Regions from separate parts of the Mus musculus genome. Here region 2 is linked to region 1. The links are chromatin loops, found by intact Hi-C in ENCODE. Cell type or tissue: left cerebral cortex. All regions are shown on one strand. Each heading gives the region's core, and the rest is flanking DNA. Links, peaks and the distances in the headings are about the cores only. Region 1 has its middle 71 kb from the start of Gm39905. Region 2 holds the start of Bdnf (brain derived neurotrophic factor).

Region 1 (5,378 bases), core at 295-5,294:
AGTATACCCACACATGCAAGCCTACACAATCTGGCAATCAAATAAATTCAAATTCCTGTCTGGAAAAAAAGGATTTAAATCTAGGTAGAGCCAAAATATTCCTTGGACATATAATCAAGGGGAAATGGCTATAAAACTAGCAAAACTACCAAAACAGATTAAAAATAAACAGTACAGTCTTTAAACCATTTTTCTAAAAACAGTAAAGAGAAAATGAGAGATGGAGAGGAGAGGAGAGGAGAGGAGAGGAGAGGAGAGGAGAGGAGAGGAGAGGAGAGGAGAGGAGAGGAGAGGAGAGGAGAGGAGAGGAGAGGAGAGGAGAGGAGAGGAGAGGAGAGGAGAAGAGAAGAGAAGAGAGGAGAGGAAGGGGAAGAAGGGAAGGAGGAAGAGAGATAGGAAGGAAGAAGAAGGCTCTGTTTAAAAGATTCACTAGTGTGAGATGGAATTTCAGGGTTGTTTTGATTTGCATTTCCATGATGATTAAGGATGTTGAACCTTTTTAGGTCCTTCTCAGCCATTCAGTATTCCTCAGTTGAGAATTCTTTGTTTAGCTCTGTACCCCATTTTTAATAGGGTTATTTGGTTTGCTGGAATCTAACTTCTTGAGTTCTTTATATATACTGGATATTAGCCCCCTATCAGATTTAGGATTGGTAAAGATCTTTTCCCAATCTGTTGGTTGCGTTTTGGTCTTATTGACAGTATCCTTTGCCTTAAAAGTGCTGCAATTTTATGAGGTCCCATTTGTAGATTCTTCATCTTACAGCACAAGCCATTGCTGTTCTGTTCAGGAATCTTTCCCCTTTGCCCATATGTTCCAGGCTTTTCCACACTTTCTCCTCTATAAGTTTCAGTGTCTTTGGTTTTTATGTGGAGTTCTTTGATCCACTTAGACTGAAGCTTTGTCCAAGGAGATAAGAATGGATCAATTCACATTCTTCTACATGCTAACCACCAGTTGACCCAGCACCATTTGTTGAAGGTGCTGTCTTCTTTTCACTGGATGGTTTTAGCTCCGTTGTCAAAGATCAAGTGACCATAAGTATGTGGATTCATTTCTTGGTCTTCAATTCTATTCCATTGATCTACCTGTCTGTCACTGTACCAGTACCATGTAGTTTTTATCACAATTGCTCTGTAGTACAGCTTGAGGTCAGGGATGGTGATTTCACCAGAGGTTCTTTGATTGTTGAGAATAGTTTTTGCTATTCTAGGTTTTATGTTATTCCAGATGAATTTGAAAATGACCCTTTCTAACTCTGTGAAGAATTTAGTTGGAAATTTGATGGGAATTGCAAGGAGCTACAGAGACAAAATTCAGAGCAAACTGAAGGAACAACCATACAGAGACTGCCCCACTTGGGAATCCATCCCATAAACAACCACCAAACCCAGATACCATGGCAGAGGCCAACAAGATCCTGCTGACAGGAGCCTGATATAGCTGCCTCCTGAGGGCCTTTGCCAGTGCCTGTCAAATACAGAAGTGGATACTCACAATCATCCATTAGATAGAGCACAAGGTCTCCAGTGAAAGAGCTGGAAAAAGTACCCAAGGAGCTAAAGGGGTCTGAAGCCCCTTAGGAGAAACATCAATATGAACCAACCAGTACCCCCAGAGCTCCTTGGAACTAAACCACCAATCAAAGAAAACACATGGTGGGGCATGTGGCTCTAGCTGTATATGTAGCTGAGCATGACCTAGTTGGTCATCAATGGGAGGAGAGGCCCTAGGTCCTGTGAAGGTTCTATGCCCCAGTATAGGGGAAGACCAGGACTTGTAATGGGAGTGGGTTGGGGAGCAGGGGAAGGGGGGAGGGGATAGGGGTTTTTGGAGGGGAAACTAAGAAAGGGATAACATTTGAAATGTAAATAAAGAAAATATCTAATAAAATACACACTAAATCTCTACAAAACCAGAAAATATTAAGAACTAAAAGCCACACAGGGAATTCTATGGAATAATCTAAATAAATATCATTCTAACACTTTGCTTGCCTTACCACAGTGATGCAGTTTCATTGTTTTCTAAATGTCAGCTGTCTTAGAAGAGCATTTGGCTGATGCTAAATTTATGATCAGATGCCCTAGTAATTCTCAATAGTGTAAACAGTCTACATCACCAAATAAGGACAAATCGAACCAACGTGCAGATCAGGTTTTCAGTTCATCAAGCATTTTAGCACTATCATGTTAAAATGTTTAATATTGCATTTTCTACTTCTTGCAGTTGTATGTGCAGGTTCTGTATACATGTTCATGTATGTGCAAGTACACATGGTTGTGTGGGTGTATATGTTCATTTGTGCGTACGTGAATAGAAGCCAGAGTACAATCTCAGAGGCCATTTCTGCAGCACTATCCACTGTTTTTGTTGTTGTTTTAAGGGTTTTTATTTGTTTTCTTCTTCTTCTTCTTCTTCTTCTTCTTCTTCTTCTTCTTCTTCTTCTTCTTCTTCTTCTTCTTCTTCTTCTTCTTCTTCTTCTTCTTCTTCTTCTTCTTCTTTTTTTAAGACAGGTTATCTCAATTCACCCAAAACTCACCAAGAAAGCTGCAGTGCCTGGTTAGAGAGACCCGAGCTGTTGCTGCCTTCTCATTGTTGTGATTGTGAGCACATATCATTGTGCTGTTTTGTTTTGTTTTATTTTGACCTTGTGCTCTTAGAACCATGCTTTACTGACTAACCTATCTCAGTCTTGTTTTATATAATTTTTAGTTAAAATGTTTTAATTGATCATACTAGTGGCAGCCACTGACATTTTCACAACATATATAAAGTATGCACTGGTCGAACTCAGCCTCCTTTATTCGTCCCACACAACTTTCGCCATACCTACTCCTCAACAGTCACGTCTGATGCTTGCTGCTTTCAGGTCTGAGGGAAAGCATGCAGTCCTTGGTTTTCTGTGTCTGGCTTATTTCATTTAACATAATGTTTCTCGTCTGTATTTTAATGTATTTTGAGATAGCATTTCATTCTTCTCTATGACTGAGTAATATTATGTTATATAGAGGTACAAAATGTTCTTTATCAGTTCATCATTTATGGCCACCTGGGTTGGGTCCATCTCTTAGGAGCTATGTCGATGCTGCAGTTATATATGGCCATGCATCTTGTTCACTCTGCTGGTTTCATTTCTTTAGATGTATACCCGAGTGATGAAATAGCTGCTTCATATGGCAGATCCATTTTTATCATAACTCTGTGAGGCAGTTTCCTGCATCCAATTTCTTTTAGGAACAAAGAAAGAAGGCTGAGAATTTTGAAGTAACAGATGAAGATGGACTATGTAATAAGGAGTAGTCATCACTCAGATCCAGTTTTCCTGGTGGAAGTCTTAGATCCTTTCTGCTACTTGTTCCTTTATCATCTCTAATTAAATACCAACAATGAATATTATTTTCTTATTAAATAAGGAAGATTTGGTTTGGAGCCAAATGGAAATTATTTATCAACAACTTTGGTCAACAGGGTGAGAAAAGTTCAGAAGAGAAAAAAATGACCCCAAGAACAATTTTTCAAAGTATGATCCTGACAATCCAAGAAATATAAGCAAGAGAATAAGCATCTTCCCAAGAATTGGTGCAAACAACTGCAAAGTCATACTCTGACACTGTAAAGTACATATCAAAGTATTCTCCAAATTTACCAGAGGGGGAAGTAAAGTTCCTTTCTACTTGAAGAGCTTCATCATTTCAAAAGTCTAAGTTTGGAGAGGAGTATTGGTGGATTGTTTTGTCTTGTTGGAGAGTGTTTAATCTTATGTTGCCCAGGCCCTGGAATTAACTGCTAAAAACATTCTAAATTAATTTGCAACAATTCTCCATCCTCCTGTCTTTTCCATCCAAATTCTGGGAACACAAGAGTGCACTTCCACACCAAATTGAGTAATTTACTCTATAGAGCATGATTGTATTATAATTTTTACATTTTCGTAGGACACCCTCAAGTATTCTCATATTAAATGAAAAAGGAAGGGACTTATAAATTCTATATTTCATATTAAACTTTCCAAAGAAATTCAAAAGACTTGCTCTTGGTCATCTCTGAACAGAATGATAAGTGTGGTCTGGCATAGTTAGGATTGGATTATCCCAAAAAATAAATTATCTTACTGACCTCAGGGACGTACATCCTAAAAAAAAAAAAAAATCCTCCATTATACGTAGAATTCTATTTTAAGAGTGTGTCATATGAGTGGTAGGTGTTTGACACAATGACTAAGGTCTGGAAAATATTTGGATATGAAATGGAGAAAATTAGGTTTTGATTTTAAATAATGTGACAGTCAGAATTACAAAAACTGACAGTAACTTTATAAAAATTTCATAGCTTCTAGAACATTTTCATCTTCCTAATCCTATTTGATTAGAGTTGCTATATTTCTCAAAAAGAAAACATGGTATTAAACTAAAATTCCAAAAAGTGTATCAAATTCTGGAACACTGTAATGTATGTACCCTTTTTAAAGCCCCAGGGAAAGCAAGTCAATTGAGAAAAAATGAAGAAAATGGATAGCTAACTTTGTTGAACAAGAAACACTGCCCCAATAAGTGTACAAGTCAGTTTTTACTTTACAAAAAGGGGGGAATAACAAAATAAAAAGATGAGTTAATTTTCAGTGAATTATTGAGAGAAAAACAGGATTCTGAAGGCATAGCCCCAAACTTGTACAGTGGATGCCAAAAAAAAAAAAAAAAAAAAATTAAAATCCTACTTTACCCTAATACAGCTAGTCAAGCCTCTGCCATTCATTTCTCTAGTAGAGATGGGCAAATGGTCTGTTCCAAATTCACAGCCCTTATCTTCTATTTTGCATGTTTCATAACAGCATTCTAGAAGAAGGAAGACCATCACCACTAACCAACATCTTTCATTCTGGTGTCATCTAAAAATACCTGCAGACAGTATTACCCTGCAATTACCTCACACTCCTGCCCATCAGCCATAGCCACCTCCTACCTCTGGCTCACTAATAGCACAGTCCTGTAGCACCTCCTACTCAGCCAAGCAACACTACTGTAAGCTGCTTTAGACACACTCATATCTATATATATAGTCTCATATATAAATATATATTCAGACATATACTCATGTGCATGCAAAAAAATGTTTTTACAAAAGAAAAGGAAGGAAAGCTCATTATATGAAAGTAGCTGCATTCTGGATAGTTAATGTGATATGTCACGGGGGAAGAAGTTCCTTTTCTGTATGGATCTCCGTAACATGTCCTAGATAGGGGAATCTAATATAATCAGACGTGGGGATTTTTTATTTTGATGACCTTTAAGCTTAAAGCAATTGGGCTTTCCTATTTTAGATCTACTGCATCAAACCTTATATTTCTCTCCTTTAGACACTGTAATGGAATATTATA
Region 2 (5,378 bases), core at 186-5,185, 880 kb after region 1:
AACAAAAACGGTCCAAAGACCACTCTCTGCTCTAGAGGAAGGGGGCTTAGTGAGCTACCCACCCCTCACCCTAAATCCTGGTTAAGTATATATACATATATATATTGATGTGTTGTTGCTGCCTAGATAATGACAGGCTTGGCTTCTGTGTGCGTGAATTTGCTAGGACTGGAAGTGAAAACATCTACAAAGCATGCAATGCCCTGGAACGGAATTCTTCTAATAAAAGATGTATCATTTTAAATGCGCGGAATTCTGATTCTGGTAATTCGTGCACTAGAGTGTCTATTTCGAGGCAGAGGAGGTATCATATGACAGCTCACGTCAAGGCAGCGTGGAGCCCTCTCGTGGACTCCCACCCACTTTCCCATTCACCGAGGAGAGGACTGCTCTCGCTGCCGCTCCCCCCACCCACCCCCGGCGAGCTAGCATGAAATCTCCCAGCCTCTGCCTAGATCAAATGGAGCTTCTCGCTGAAGGCGTGCGAGTATTACCTCCGCCATGCAATTTCCACTATCAATAATTTAACTTCTTTGCTGCAGAACAGGAGTACATATCGGCCACCAAAGACTCGCCCCCTCCCCCTTTTAACTGAAGAGAAGGGGAAATATATAGTAAGAGTCTAGAACCTTGGGGACCGGTCTTCCCCAGAGCAGCTGCCTTGATGTTTACTTTGACAAGTAGTGACTGAAAAAGGTGGGTTTCTTTTCTTTCTCTTTCCTCACCCCCCCCCCCGCCCCCGTTTGGTCTGCTGGGAAGCATATGGCTTTAGTGAGGTCTGTTATTGCCTAGGCTTCCCGGCTAGAAGCAGTAACTTGGTGTAATGCTATCCGGGGTTATTCATTAATAAAAAATACTGTTATTATCTTGATTGAATTCTATTAGGCACACTCCGGAGAGGTCAGGGCGCAAACTCTGGTTAAGCCGATGTGTTTAAGGTAGCGGAGTAAACCATAACCCCGCACACTCTGTGTAGTTTCATTGTGTGTTCGCTTTTTCTAGCTTTGTGGTGCGGGAAGGTGCGGGAAGGTGTGTCTGGGGCCGGGGCCTGGGGGTGGGGGTGGATGCACGCCCTCTCCCACAGAACTTGGGTGCTGGGATGGAAAAGATGGGGAGAGTTGCAAACCAGGGGAGAAAGATTTGAACGTGTGAGACTCACACTCGCTTCCTCCTACTCTAGAGCACATTGCGGGGAGTAGGGTGCCTAGGAACCGGGATTCGACCACCCCTCCTAGCAAAGGGCACCCTGCGGAGACCGCAGAGGGCAGGCACAGAGCTTTGGGTTTAAGCAGCGAGCTCCGGGGAAATGGAGAGAAGCCAGTGCAAGGCGATCAGGGATACCCCGAGGGCTTCCGAGGGCTTCCGAGGGCTTCCGAGGGCTGAGCCCCCGCAAGGAAAAGGCGCGTCGTCCCCTTTAAGCAGCCACCCCAATGGGTATCGGTGGCGCGGCGGAGCAGGGAGGGGATAGGGGCGGCGCTGTCTGACCAATCGAAGCTCAACCGAAGAGCTAAATAATGTCTGACCCCAGTGCCTGGCTCTGGCTGAGCTCTGGGTGCCCGTCGCTGCTGCCGTGCCGGGGCGCACCCGCTGGCTGGCTGTCGCACGGTTCCCAGTGCGCCCGGGACTCCCGGGCTTGGAGAAGGAAACCGCCTGGGGCGGCGCGCCACCTCCGCCTGGGAGGCTTTGATGAGACCCGGTTCCTTCAACTGCCACCACTGCCTTGGGGCAGACGAGAAAGCGCACGGGGCCCAGGGCAGGGCGCAGGGACCAGAAGCGTGACAACAATGTGACTCCACTGCCGGGGATCCGAGAGCTTTGTGTGGACCCTGAGGTAGGCGACTGCGGGGCGTGGGGCTAAGTGCGAGAGCCAGAGGCGCGTGCGCCCGGGAAAGTTGGCTAGGGGACTGAGAAGTTGTGGGACTGCAGAACTCCGGCTTCACCTTCGTCCCGGGACAGCGGAGGGGCGGGCTTGCTCCTGGGGAGCGTTCTCCCGGGATCCCACGACTCTGAGGGACAGTGCGACCCCAGGAATCCCTTCAGTGTGAGAGAAAAAGCCAAGGGAAGAGGACGACTTGCGCCATGGGAGCTAAGCCTGCGTCCCGGGGATCCCCGAAGTCCTCCCGCAGACGAGGAAGGGTGGTGAGAGAGATATAGAGCGACAGCTGTTGGGGGCTCAGACGGATGGCACCGGGACAGGGCTGGGATGAGAGCCCTTACCACCGGCTTAGGCACTCTCCACGCAAATTTGGACCGGGGTGGTGTGTAGTCCGAGAATGGGTCTTGGCGCCTTCTGTCCTCATCTCTTTTCCTGGGTATCACAACAGGCTGTTCACTGTCACCTGCTCTCTAGGGAGTACTACCAAAGCTTACTTACAGGTCCAAGGTCAACGTTTAACTAGGAAAACTTGGGACCCTTCTTATCGCTGGGGCCTGAAAGGGTCTGCGGAACTCCAGGACAGCCTGTATCCGACCCTCTGTCCATCCTGCGCACCTCCCTTTGGGCATCCTCCTGAGGAAGTGAAAGTTTTGACTTTCATCCGGGAGTAGGTTGGGTGTTTATGGAGGATGAAGAGGCTAGTTTTGATTTCCAGGGATGCTGAAACAGGAAGAGCAATGGATAAGCGACCTAAGCGTAGAAAGAAATAGCTGAAGATGGGGGCTTTGTGCTTGATGACAAGGAAGAAGGGGAAATTGCTGCCGGGGGTGGGGGGGGGGTGGTGTTGTTCCCCCCGGGGCTGCTGAGGGCGGTGAGCCACAGGCTGTGAGTTTGAGTTTGAACTGGTGTTTTAGTGAAAACAATTCGTGAGTTGGGGGTGGAGCCTGGGCTAGGAAACTGGGGATGGGGACTTGGGGATGGGGGGAGCCGGAGGGAGAGAGGGAGGATCCAAGGAGGAGGGAGGGGAGGGCCAGGAGAGCTGAGCTAGGAAGGTAGAGGGTGCCCTCTTCTGGCCACACTGGCAAGAGTAGCTGCTGGGGCTCGTCGAATGGGGGCGGGGAAGTGTTTTAGGGGCAGTTTTGCTGGTCGTTATGGGGGTTGCGAGTAGAAACTTGTTGAGTGGCGTTTTGAAACAGCTTCCTGAAGATGTGCGGCTCGGTTCGGAATTTTGGCTTGTTGCATTTCTTTCCTTGAGTTGCCGGGGTGCTTTGAGATACCATTGACTAAGTGCTAGGATTTTCTTGATCTTACTTGAGGGTCTTCCCGGCATCCTAAAATATCCGTCTTCTCAGCGTCAACAACAGCCTTTTAGCCCCTCTCACAAGAATACAGGATGTTCTTGTCTGGAAGTATGTTTCTGCCTGTTTATTAATCCTTCTAGAACTTATCCTTTTTTTAAAAAGAAAGCGATGTATAATTAGGAACAGTAATTGTTATCTAATTGTATATGAAAGGCTAAATGACTCCCCCTTCCCAACAATTGGATCAACTTACTGAAAAATATACCCCTCTTTTAATTCTTCTCCAAAAATCGATTCTTTTATACATTAGTTATAAGGTCAAAAGCCATTTTGATCCTTCGATTGATTTTTGTTTTGTCTTGTTGCATTATTTATTTATTTATTTTATTTACGGGTTTGATTCCTCTAAGCATCCGGGCCCCTGTAAGTTTGAGACACTATTTTCAGGTCGGAGGTATCTGAGGTTAGAACAAGAGCGGTTCAAGCTGTTACACACAATAGGCTTAGTCAGGCGCAGAGGATGAAATAACATTAGGGAGCTTTAAAAATAATTACTGCAGTTCACTGATTTTTCATAAGGTTTGGAGGTTTTGGTTTGTTCTTCCTCCCCTCCTCCCCAAGGCAAGAGAGAGAGAGAGAGAGAGAGAGAGAGAGAGAGAGAGAGAGAGAGAGAGAGACTTGTTGAAACGTAATCTCTACTGGAATTTGAAATATGGTAGTTACCATTATTGGAATTCCAGAATCATAAAGTTGTTTTCTGTTCCTCTTCTATGTTATTTTGTAAAAATGGGATAAATATTGGTAAATATTAATAGTAAATACAACGACACAGAACACACGTTGTATAGAGAACTGTTTTACGTCATTAAAATTTTCCTGTTTATAAATGATTCAGGAAGAAAGAAATAATTCCCAGATAAACAAGACTGTTGTGCATGACGTAGACATCTTGAAGCATTAGACCATTGCAGACACACTTAGACATAACATTTTTTAAAACAGACTAACAGTAATTTTTCACATACTTCTAGAGTCTCTCACAGCCCATTCAGAGCTTAGTTTGTAGTTTGGAATCATGCTTGTTTTAGGGTGCTACTTAAGGTCATTTGAAAGGATTGCAAACCTTTATGCATCCAGAAATTAAATCATTTAGGAAATCTGGTTTAGGATGCCTTGAAAGTATGCACCCTTTTAACTGCATACAAGAGGAACCTAGAAAGTGATCATTTGCCTAAACTGCAGCCATGGTTGCTTAAATCTCCTAAAGGTCCCAAGAGAGAAAAGGAGCTGGGTTACTTCTAGTTCATCTTGACTCGCTGGGAGGGAGAAATCATATTAAATGTAAATGCAAATTTCTAAAATCCTAGCACAAAGTCTTGGATTTTCTTTTAAAGGGGGCACCATTAAAATATAAGCTGTTCCCAGCTTCCTGTAATGTTTTAAGAGTCCAATTCTTTTTAATAGTCCCAATAATCTCATTTCTTCCGAATATAAATAGCTCTGGGTTGTAGCTTGGCACACGGAGCAGGCTGAGCACGCCCACCTGATAGTATAGCAACCAGCTTGTTTTTATTCTTTTTTAGATTCATCTTTGAAGCCTTTAGTAAAATCCATCTCCCCCTTCCCCCCTTCTTTCCCCACACTCCACATACCCTATATGTTGTAAATTGTAGCACAGTTGGCAGATTTGGGTTCTATAGATGTTATCTTCTAATCACCAAGAGAATCTGAGATGCACGACATGGAAGGAAAGGTCACACACAAGTAGTTCATTAAGAATTTAAGGTGTAGGAATTTAGTCCCGGAGTAGAGCAAAGAGCAGTTGTGGATTTTCTGAATGAAAACAGAACACAGCAAGAGGAGGGCAGCTAAACCTTTGACTGTTATGGAAGACACACTCCTGCTGCAGCAGTTATAGTGTACTGATCTCCTGCTAATGGTTAAAACACCAGCCTGTGTTTCTCTCCTTGTGGGGACGGTTTCCGTTTGTGTGAGGGGGCTCTTTTGGTCCTGTGACAGTGAGTATCTCTTTTTAATGGGGTAATTGCTCACTTGTCTCAACTTGTTTTCAAACAATTGTTATGAAGCACTTCGTTTCCACTAATTGCAAAATTGCTGCTTAATTGAAGGACTCTCAGCCGCCTAGTGCAGCCATTCAGCCACTGGCAGGCTCTGTGAGCTCAAGCTGTGAATTGCATTTT

Evidence for each region. Peaks named below come from ENCODE experiments on the same cell type or tissue, not always from the same donor. Only the 100,000 strongest peaks of a DNase experiment are listed, where the experiment ranks them.
Region 2: a loop joins it to region 1, with 2.8 times the contacts of the local background. A loop is called at or near these places in 3 of 42 quality-filtered maps.

The regions. Positions count from the first base shown.
Region 1 is chr2:108,807,601-108,812,978 of GRCm38, forward strand. No RefSeq gene overlaps it. Among named protein-coding and RNA genes, the nearest start is that of Gm39905, 71 kb to the right of the region's middle. In left cerebral cortex, for the core only: no CTCF peak of the experiment used is centred there; DNase peaks (open chromatin) are centred at 3,159 and 4,966.
Region 2 is chr2:109,692,079-109,697,456 of GRCm38, forward strand. It overlaps Bdnf (brain derived neurotrophic factor), which reads left to right and starts at 1,485. Exons shown (of 2, transcript NM_001048142.1): 1 at 1,485-1,831. In left cerebral cortex, for the core only: CTCF peaks have their summits at 367 (motif pointing left) and 2,951 (motif pointing left); DNase peaks (open chromatin) are centred at 332, 1,611, 2,266 and 2,944; H3K4me3 peaks cover 3,122 bases; H3K27ac peaks cover 1,479 bases.